2 separate regions of the Homo sapiens genome follow, and region 1 is linked to region 2. Evidence: read pairs that join two places in POLR2A ChIA-PET (ENCODE). Cell type or tissue: Caco-2. All regions are shown on one strand. Region 1 overlaps MAU2 (MAU2 sister chromatid cohesion factor). Region 2 holds the start of NR2C2AP (nuclear receptor 2C2 associated protein).

Region 1 (5,000 bases), 140 kb before region 2:
GGGGGTCCTTCACTGGGAATGTTCTGGATCTGGTTAGGTACTTACTTACTGAGAACATTCTGGATTCTCCCGGGGTGTTGTCACAGGGTTACTCACCAGCAATGTGTGCAGCTGTGCTGCATGGTTGGAGAAGAGCCGGGGGGACTGCTGGCACAGCTGGCAGACCTGGGAGATCTGCCGGGAGAGAGTGTACTGCCATCACAGGACTGCAACCTGGGACCTGGCGTCTGAGCAGCAATGGAGAGACCCCATAGCTGGTGGGTGAGCCCATGTCCTGTCTGACCAAACTGGGGTACAAAGCCCCAGCAGACACGTCCACCATGAGGGCAAAGGGCAGCCCAGATCCCATCGTGGACAGGGACCCTTGTCTGTTACTCGTCTCTTCCACTCTGTCCAACAGGTGTCTGGGTTGTAAAGGACCTCCAGCCTACTGAGGGCCCCCATGCCCTCTCAGGAGGGTGGGTACTGGGGGTAGAGTGTTCCTAATGGCAGGGTGGGGTATAACAATCACTGTCAAAGGACCCCCCAAATCCCCAGAGACCATGTGCGCTATCCCCTTGGTGTGCAAGCTTTTGGGCCATGGCCCATTAGTTTTTTGGGTTTTTTTTTTTGAGATGGAGTCTCACTCTGTTGCCCAGGTTGGAGTGCAGTAGTGCGATCTCGGCTCACTGCAACCTCTGCCTCCTGGGTTCAGGCTATTCTCCTGCCTCAGCCTCTCAAGTAACTGGGATTACAGGTGTCTGCCACCACACCTGGCTAATTTTTATATTTTTAGTAGAGGCGGGGTTTCGCCATGTTGGCCAGGCTGGTCTCAAACTCCTGGCCTCAAGTGATCCACCCGCCTCGGCCTCCCAAACTGCTGGGATGACAGGCGTGAGCCACTGCGCCCGGCCTCCACTGGTTTTTGTATGAGATTCTCTGATCAGTGGTGCCCATGCAGGGCTGTAAAACGCTGGCCGACAGCGAGACAGCAGGATGGGCTGGCCTGCCAGTATGCACTTGGCGAATTCAGTCTCTTGTCTGACACTGCTGAGACCCAACAAACTCCTGGGCCTTCCCGCCCCTCCTGCTTCCAGCCTTACCTCCTGCAGCGCCGTGGCCTTGTGACCCGTGACAAGGCGGCACATGATGATGTGCTCCAGCAGGATCACTTGGAAGGATGACAGGATGGGGCTGCAGTCCAGCACTATGGGTGAGAGTCAGGGGTAAGCATGCAGGGGAGGCCAGAGGAGGCGCCACCCCCAGCCCACCGTGCCCCCACCTCGTTCCTGTCTCCTGCCACACTGGCTAGGCACCCACCCCGTCATCTCCCCTAGTCCCCACTGCACCCTCTGAGTGAAGGAGTGTGTCTTGCTGTCCAGGTGGGGAGACGGAGCTGGAGCCAGAGGTTGGTTCCCACAGTGCTCCAAGAAGGGTTGGCTCTCACCCTCACCCTCACCCTACGTGCTCAAGAGCTTGTGGACATGGCAGGTTCTAGAAATGTAGAAATGTGGAAACCACCCTGGATCATGACACCATGCAGCAGAGCCTCAGGCAGTCGGGTAGGGGGACCTGGGCTGGGCCCCACCTCCCAACAGCCCCAAGCAACCATCCTCATATGGGAATAAGAGAAGCACAGGGCCTATCCGGCTTTGGGCTGCCTTGGCTCTGATGCCTTCTCCCCCAGCAGCACTCACGAGGGAGCAAACAGACCGACTAATGGGCACACTATACCAGCCAGGGACGTCTGCTCTGGGTTTGTGCTAGTCAAAGGTCCCTGGATGGATTAGACACTTGAGCATCTGGAAAGAACTCACGACCTCCAAAGGACATGCTGGTGGTCAGTGAGGGCTGAGTTCTGATCCTGGCCTCATCCCGAGTGTCCCTGTCACAACACTGATAATAATTGGGAAAAGCAGCTACCACCTGTTTCAACTGAGCATGACTGGGCACAAGGGACCTGACCAGTCAGGGAGGTACCCCCGACCCCAGGCCTGTCTGCTCTGCTCTGACGTTGGACACCAGCATTTATCAACTAGGGGTGACGAGACCCACCAGGCAGGGTGGCTGGGCGCTGCGGTCACACAGGGTCACTGGGCCCTGGTACAGCTAGCGTCTGGCCAGGCCGTCCGCCAGGGGTCGCTGTGGCCATGTGGCCAGCCGAGCACCTGACTTACTCTTGAGCTTCTCCAGCTGCATGAGGGCCTTGTCCGTGTACTTCTGCGCCTTCTCCAGGTAGCCGGCCTGCATGGAGTGCATCACAGTCACCTAGCGACAAGACCAGACAGCAGGGGTTACCAGGGCCCTCTCCCTCTCCCTGCCCCCGCCCCCAGCCCTGGCCCGGGCCCTGGTGGGGACGCACCAGGTAGACAAGCACACACATGTGCTCCTTGGGCAGCCAGTGGAAGAGGTCAGCGGGGTTGCTGGGCAGGATCTCATCATCGTGCAGTGTGGAGATGGTCTGGATGCACTGCTGCAGCTGCTTCAGACACGGCTTCACGCTCTTCACCTGTGCAGCACCCACACCCGAGCATCCACCTGAGCCTGGCCTCTCAGGAAGCCAGGCCCAGCCCAGCCACCCCTGCTCCTTCCTCTAGGGAGCATCTGCCTTCCCCTTCTGCCAGGGCCACCTCCTGCAAGATGAAGCCGCCCCTGCCGCACTCCCATGAATCAGCCAGGCTTTTGGGGCATGGGGCACAGCCAGGCGGGCAGCTGTGGGACTGAGGCTTGTCCACTGCCCAGTGTTGGGTCCAACACCAAGGCCCAGGAGAGGCCTATCCAGACCCTGCTGGAGCTGCACTTGGTCTTCACGCAGCCAGACCTGAGACGGCAGGGGGAGGCTGTGCTCTGAGGGGGTGGGAGGTGGCTTCCTGGCCCAGGAATCAGGCAGGCGCTGTGGTCCATCTCGCCCTGAGGCCCCGAGGGATGTCTCTGCAGCCCTTGCACCCTGAGGGAAGCGTGGCTGCAGTCTGCTCTGTGTCCCTATGCGCCGAGTGCAGTGCTTCACCCAATGGGCAACGATGGGTATGGATGGACGAACTGGGCAACCCCCTTACCAAGCCCTGTGGAGACTCGCCTGTGGCCCACTGCGACAGGGGTGGGTCTGAGTGGCACAGGGCAGCCCCCAGCCCCCGAAGGGCTGAGACTGTCACACAAGCACAGAGACAAGGAGCTCAAACACAGCCGCTCCCCACCCACGGCAGGGTCATGAGTCCAGTCTCGGACATGGCTGAGCACATCAGTCCCTACTCAACCCCACAGCCGGGGGCCAGACAGACAGCACCTGGGCATCTGCTGTGTGCAGGTGCCATCCCAGCACCTCTGTGGTTTATTCTCATGATTCCCTGAACTGCCATTGGAATCTCTGAGCATCCATACACTGAGCGAGTGTATGCAATGTCACACATAGTACTCCCAAAGGGAGGTGGGGTGGCCAGGACAGACCCTGTTCCCAGATACCAGCACTCGTGGCAGAGCAGGACAGGAGTGTGTGTGTCCGGGACTGGTATGACAGCCCTGTTGTGTGGCAAGGTAAGGCGATGACACAGCTGACCTCACAGCCCAAGACCCATTGGCCTGGGTACCACCCATACCCACTGGTCACAACCAGCAGCTCGCCTGAGAGGCGCCACACACCTGCCCGGCATCCAGATAGTGGGTGACCTGGAGCACCAGGAAGAAGACACGCAGCGACTCCTTCTGGATGGGGTTCCCCTGCCAGTTCTCCACGATCTGCCCGCAGAGGGTCAGCAGCGGGTGCACCTCCTGCAGCTTTCGCTCCATCAGCAGCAGCTGGGGAGGGAGAGGCGCAGGTGTAGGGTACAGGGCTTGCAGGGGCCCTCCCAGGACCGGGAGCACAGGGTCACCTGCCCACCTGCCCTGGGACTGCTGCCACCAATCCAGAGGGCAAGGCCAGCCTGAAACCCCAGCCCAGGCAGCTCCTAACCAGGCTCTTGCCTCAGCATGAATCCCATAGGGTGCAGCCTGAGTTTCCCTCCTGAACCCAGCAGGGCCCGGGCCTCACATTCCAGGCTGCTCACTGTGCCTAAGGGTCTGGGCGCCTAAGGGGCCATGCCATGGAGAGTGGGTGGGGTCTGAGCAGACTCTGTGGGGGCCCTGCCTCACCTCCACAACACCAGCTGCATCCAGCCATGCCCAGCCTCAACTTACCATCCCCTTGCTGAGGAGGAACAGCGCCCTGCAAAACAAGAGGCAGGGGTCAGGTCCTAGCAGGCCCAGGAGCCTCCTGGGATGACTGTGATTACCCCAAGGCTCACAGGACCTAATATGCCACCTCAGGGGACAGTTCAGTGGACAACAGAGAACAGTCCCCTTACAAGACTGCTCTGTTTTATCCTATTGTGTCTGTGTTTATTTTTATTTTTATTTATTTATTTATTTTTTTGAGACGGAGTCTCGCTCTGTCGCCCAGGCTGGAGTGCAGTGGTGCGGTCTCAGCTCACTGCAAGCTCAGCCTCCCAGGTTCACGCCATTCTCCTGCCTCAGCCTCCTGAGTAGCTGGGACTACAGGCGCCCGCCACCACGCCCGGCTAATTTTTTGTATTTTTAGTAGAGACAGAATTTCACCGTGTTAGCCAGGATGGTCTCGATCTCCTGACCTCGTGATCCACCCGCCTCGGCCTCCCAAAGTGCTGGGATTACAGGTGTGAGCCACCGCGCCCGGCCTGTTTTTATTTTTTTTATTATTTTTTTCTTAGAGTCTCACTCTGTTGCCCAGGCTGGAGTGCAATGGTGTGATCTCGATTCACTGCAACCTATGCTTCCCGGGTTCAAGCGATTCTCCTGCCTCAGCCTCCTGAGCACCTGGGACTACAGGCACCTGGCACCATGCCTGGTTAATTTTTTTTTTTTTTTTTTTGAGATGGAGTCTCGCTCTGTCGCCCAGGCTGGAGTGCAGTGGCGCGATCTCAGCTCACTGCAACCTCCGCGTCCTGGGTTCATGCCATTCTCCCGCCTCAGCCTCCTGAGTAGCTGGGACTACAGGCGCCCGCCACCATGCC
Region 2 (5,000 bases):
ACCCAAACTTGCTGTGTGACTGCCAGCAAGTCCCTGACTCTCTCTAAACCTCCAATTTCTCCCCAGAAAAATGCTAACCCAAGCCCAGTTAGGGGAACTCCAGAGTGAGACTGGGGTTTGCATCCCAGTTCCCCTTGGTGATCTTGGCCAAATGACTTTGCTTTTCTGTGCCTCAGTTTCCCCAAGTGAACCAGAGGAGCTGCTTTTGGACCTTCTAGAGCCCTCCCTGCCCCATTCCCTGGGGTGGGGGTGGGAGCTCTTAGTCTTTCCTCACTCAAGCGAATGAATGGACCACTTTTGGCTGCCCTGCTGGGAGCCCAGAGCTGCTAATTCCCTGGAGAAACAGGAGGCTCTTTCATGCCCAGGCGCCAGTGGGGTGAGGAGGCGGGAAGAGGGTATGGAGCTGGCCTCATACCCGTGGGCAAGGAGGCCGCATGCCAAAGCCAGGAGTGGTGTGGAGAGCCCTGGAGCCATGCATATCCTCACTGGGGGGACTTGGCTAAGTTGATGTGTCCTCAGCTATAAAATGGGAATGACAGGGACCAGCCACAGCAGGTTTAACGAGCCAATGGGTGGCGACAGAACATGGCTTCAAGTCAGACACACGGTGGACTCTCAGTGAAAGTCAGCTACTGTTACTATGTGTCAACCTGAAGAACCCAGAGAGTCCTCCAACAGTGCCGTTAATAGAATTCCCCCCATTTCACAGATGAGAAACTGAGGCTCAGAGAGGTCAAGGTGCTTTTCTAAGGTCACACAGCCAATGAGTGGTCCAGCCAGGATTTGAACCAGATCTGGGCTCTCCAGTGTCCTTGCTCTTTCTAACTTCCTTCCGGGGGTGAGGTTGGGGGCACAGTTTCCTGTCACCTCCAGCCCCAGCCCTGAGACCAGCGAAGTTGGGTTTGGATGGCACCAGACTCTGTCTAAATGCGGAAAGCCCTGGCAGGCAGGGGCTGAAGAGACAGGCCTTCTGCTGGTGACCCAGTTTCCCCGCCAGCCCCCACCCCTGCTGCCTGGGGTGGGTTTGAGCAGACACTAGTAGGATGCCGGAAGGACCATTCCTCCAGCCCTTGAAGAAAGGGGCTGGCTGCCAGACCATTCAGCTAAAGCCAGGAACAACAGCCTCTTGCCAGTGGCTGCTCTGTCTTGGAACCCTCCATTCATGCAGAACGGATGGTGTCCTGCCCTTTCTCCAACACCTTCCATGACTGCTCCGGGCCCAGCAGGATGTGGCTCCACATATTTTATTCAAATTCATGGTCTTTCACCCAACTAGGCCTTGGCTTATGCTAAGCTCCCTGCCTGGGACACCCTCCCCACTCCAGATTTTCTCACCCTTGTGAATTCCTGGCGCCTGACCCCCTATTAAGGTGCAGTTCTAACATCCCCTTTCCCAGGAAGCCCTTCCTCCAGGTAGAGCCCCTGCTCCTCCGGCCCCATCTCTCCCTTGGGGCTAGGAGTGTCTATGTCTACCTCTGTCTTGCCCAGATCAGGGGCTCCTCTGGGACAGGCCTGGAGCTGAGGCCTCTTGCTGTCCCCAGCATCATCCAGCAGAAGGCTGGACATGACAGTGTGACAGTAGAGCTTGCAGGAGGTGTCTAGTGAATCAGTGAACCAAATCTTCAGCTTGGTATCTGAGGCTTTGTTTGGCAAACTCCTGTTCATGCTTCAAAACCCACCTCACAGCCTGGGTGCGGTGGCTCACACCTGTAATCCCAGCACTTTGGGAGGCCAAGGCGGGCAGATCACGAGGTTAGGAGTTCGAGACCAGCCTGGCCAAGATAGCGAAACCCCATCTCTACTAAAAATACAAAAATTAGCCAGGCATAGTGGTGCGCACCTGTAGTCACAGCTACTCAGGAGGCTGAGGCAGGGGAATCACTTGAACCTGGGAGGCGGAGGTTGCAGTGAGCTGAGATCACACCACTGCACTCCAGCCTGGGCAACAAAGTGAGGCTCCGTCTCGAAACAAAACAAAACAGAAACAACAAAAAACACCCGACCTCGCATGCTCCCTCCTCCAAGAAGCCTTCCTTGACGTCCCAGCAGCATTTTCTGGGAAAGACAAACTTGGAGGCCAGGGCTCCTCTGTCCCAACAAGAACAAAAAGGGTTGATGAGGACTTCAGATACTCCCAACATCGTGGCCTTTTCCACAACTCTGCCTTTGGCCTCCGGGAGGCAGTGAAGTTCGGGGATTCCCAGGCTGCATTTAGTGGTTAGGGTAGAGTAGGTTAGAGTAGGTTAGGGTAGCCGTTAGGGTAGAGTAGGTTAGAGTAGGAAGAAAGACATTGTCATAGGAAGTCTCTCTGGCCGGGCGCGGTGGCTTACGCCTGTAATCCCAGCACTTTGGGAGGCTGAGGTGGGCGGATCACTTGAGCCCAGGAGTTCGAGACCAATCTGGGCAACATGGCGAAACCTCATCTCTACCAAAAAACAAACAAACAAACAAACAAACAAAATAGCCTGCCGTGGTGGCGCGCGCCTACTAGTTCCAACTATTCGGGAAGCTGGGTAGGAGGATTGCTGGAGCCTGGGAGGCAGAGGTCGCAGAGAGCCGCGATCCCACCATTGTACTCCAGCCTGGGTGACAGTGAGACCCCACTTCAAAAAAAAAAAAAAAAAAAGGCCGGGCGCGGTGGCTCAAGCCTGTAATCCCAGCACTTTGGAAGCCCCGGCGGCTGGATCACGAGGTCAGGAGATCAAGACCATTCTGGCTAACACGGTGAAACCCCGTCTCTACTAAATATACGAAAAATTAGCCGGGCGTGGTGGCGGGCGCCTGTATTCCCAGCTACTTGGGAGGCTGAGGCAGGAGAACGGCGTGAACCCAGGGGGCGGAGCTTGCAGTGAGCGGAGATCGTGCCACTGCACTCCAGCCTGGGCGACAGTGAGACTCCGCCTCAAAAAAAAAAAAAAAAAAAGGAAGTCTTTCGGATTCCAAAATCAGTCAAAATCAGTGCTCTACACCTTCGGGCGCCGAGGGACAGCGCCCCGTGCGCGCAGCCAGCCTTTTCCCTACAGCTTCAAGGGAACCAAGGTAAATTCAATCATCGAACCCGGGCCCTTTAAGAAGCGAGCATGAAGGGGCGGGGTCGAACCAAACCCCACCTCTGGAGCGTCCGCGGTCGGCGCCTGAATTACAACACGCATGCGCCAAGCCCACGCGGTTCCGGGTCCCAAGATTTGGCTCCAAGAGCTATTCGCAGAGAAACAGCCTCGCACAAAAAGCCACCGCCCCCGAAACCCGCGGGAAATCTGTTTCCTGTGAAAGGCCTGGCCTCCGGGCATTGGCGGTTTCCCTGATCCTCTCTCCCAAATTTTCCGGCAGGGGATTGATCGAGGCGACATTTAGGACTGGGGTGGGCGAGGGAGTGGCGGTTCTCGTCCCAAGTTACAGGTGAGGACGTTCAGGCCAAGGCGTAGCCAAGATCGCGCCGCCCTGTAGCTTGAGGAGGCGCCGGGATTCGAACCAAGGCTGTGCCCAATCCTAAGCCCTGCGAGGTCTTGTGGAACCGACATGACCCACTCTTTGGTTTGTCCAGAGACAGTGAGCAGGTAAGAGTCTGTGGGGACAGGCAGTGGCGAGGCCCTAAGCCTGGGGTCGAGCCCTCAGTGGACAGATCTGGGGGTCAGGCCCTCCGCGGAGCTGAGAGCTGGTCTCAGCCCCTCTCTTCGCCTTGATCCTGGTGCCTCCAGGGTGAGTTCAGTGCTGAATCGCAACACTCGGCAGTTTGGAAAAAAACATCTTTTCGACCAGGATGAGGAGACATGTTGGAACTCAGACCAGGTGAGGCGCCTCCCTCGACCCTCCATCTCTAGGGTGATTCAGATTCAGATCTCATGCCTTGAGAACGTCAGGGGGCCCTCATGGGTGGCCAGGAAAGGAACATGTGCCGAATTTCCTTCTTCCCCTCCATTCCAAGAACTATGTGAATGAGACAGGCATAGCAGGGCTCTGTGCCTGCAGTGAGCTTGCGCCTCAGTTTCCCTGTCTGCTTCCAGGGCCCCTCCCAGTGGGTGACGCTGGAGTTTCCCCAGCTCATCCGTGTCTCCCAGCTGCAGATCCAGTTTCAGGGTGGCTTCTCCAGTCGCCGGGGCTGCCTGGAAGGTACTAGAAGGCCCTGGGTGGCAGGGGTTCCAGGGGTCACCCCAGACACTCATTGCCTTTCTCTGCTGAAGGTTCACAGGGCACTCAGGCTCTCCACAAGATTGTAGATTTCTACCCTGAGGACAACAACTCGCTTCAGATATCCTGCCCCTGCTTCTGGGGTGGGTGGTCTGTGCCTCTGGAAGCTTTGGACTCACCCAAACCCGAATGGGAACCCTGATGTGTGATCTTGAACACGTGACCTCTAGGACTCCACTTTTTCTGTAAAATGGTGCTGATGACCACCTGTTCTGTGTGAGAGGCTTAGAGGGACCTGCAGCTTCCCCAGGTTGCCCACATCGGTGGAGTGTGAGCTGGGTCTGGAAGGGGTGGGGGCCTGCGGGTGGGAAACCAGAAATCACCAGTTTCCCTTGACTGCCCACGCTCACACTTTCCCCATACCAGCTGCTGAAGTGGACCGGCTGAAGGTGACGTTTGAGGATGCCACTGACTTTTTTGGCCGTGTGGTCATCTACCACCTGCGGGTGCTTGGGGAGAAGGTGTGAGACCTCTAGGGGCTGTCTCCTCCAGGAAGCCCTCCGGGAAGCACAGCAAAGTCCCTCATTCTGCACAGAAGGTTTATTGGTTCCTCTTGGGAAGGGTCCCCTCCCACCACCTGTCCAGAAGCTGCCTTTGAAGTCAGTTCTGGGTTTCCCCAGCTCTGGCTGACCATTTTGTTCCCTGAGTGTCTGAGTCCCCGGCAGGCGGCCTTCACTCAGGGTCAGCGGGCACCAGGTTGCTCTGGAAGAGCTTGAGGATGTGGTTCTCGATCACCTGTTGCACTGAGATGGGGCAGGGAAAAGGTGGGCTGTGAGCTTGAATCGGGAGTGGGGTGGAGGCACAGGCCAACC

What was found. ChIA-PET counts read pairs that join two places held together with the same protein. Peaks named below come from ENCODE experiments on the same cell type or tissue, not always from the same donor. Only the 100,000 strongest peaks of a DNase experiment are listed, where the experiment ranks them.
Region 1: POLR2A ChIA-PET joins it to region 2 with 7 read pairs; 6 of 35 experiments call an interaction of 5 or more read pairs at or near these places.

The regions. Positions count from the first base shown.
Region 1 is chr19:19,340,023-19,345,022 of GRCh38, reverse strand. It overlaps MAU2 (MAU2 sister chromatid cohesion factor), which reads right to left. Exons shown (of 19, transcript NM_015329.4): 6 at 4,150-4,177; 7 at 3,616-3,771; 8 at 2,342-2,488; 9 at 2,157-2,247; 10 at 1,083-1,186; 11 at 97-174. Among named protein-coding and RNA genes, the nearest start is that of MAU2, 22 kb to the right of the region's middle. RefSeq lists silencers at 2,099-2,238, 2,279-2,368 and an enhancer at 2,478-2,986. In Caco-2, a CTCF peak has its summit at 2,115 (motif pointing right); a DNase peak (open chromatin) is centred at 2,132.
Region 2 is chr19:19,201,580-19,206,579 of GRCh38, reverse strand. RFXANK (regulatory factor X associated ankyrin containing protein) reads right to left here. Exons shown (of 10, transcript NM_003721.4): 10 at 4,714-4,931. The coding sequence ends at 4,861. NR2C2AP (nuclear receptor 2C2 associated protein) reads left to right here and starts at 3,166. Exons shown (of 5, transcript NM_176880.6): 1 at 3,166-3,557; 2 at 3,699-3,789; 3 at 4,005-4,110; 4 at 4,182-4,249; 5 at 4,539-5,000. The coding sequence starts at 3,520. The coding sequence ends at 4,655. RefSeq lists an enhancer at 2,966-3,260 and a silencer at 3,924-4,190. In Caco-2, no CTCF peak of the experiment used is centred here; a DNase peak (open chromatin) is centred at 3,119; H3K4me3 peaks cover 1,990 bases.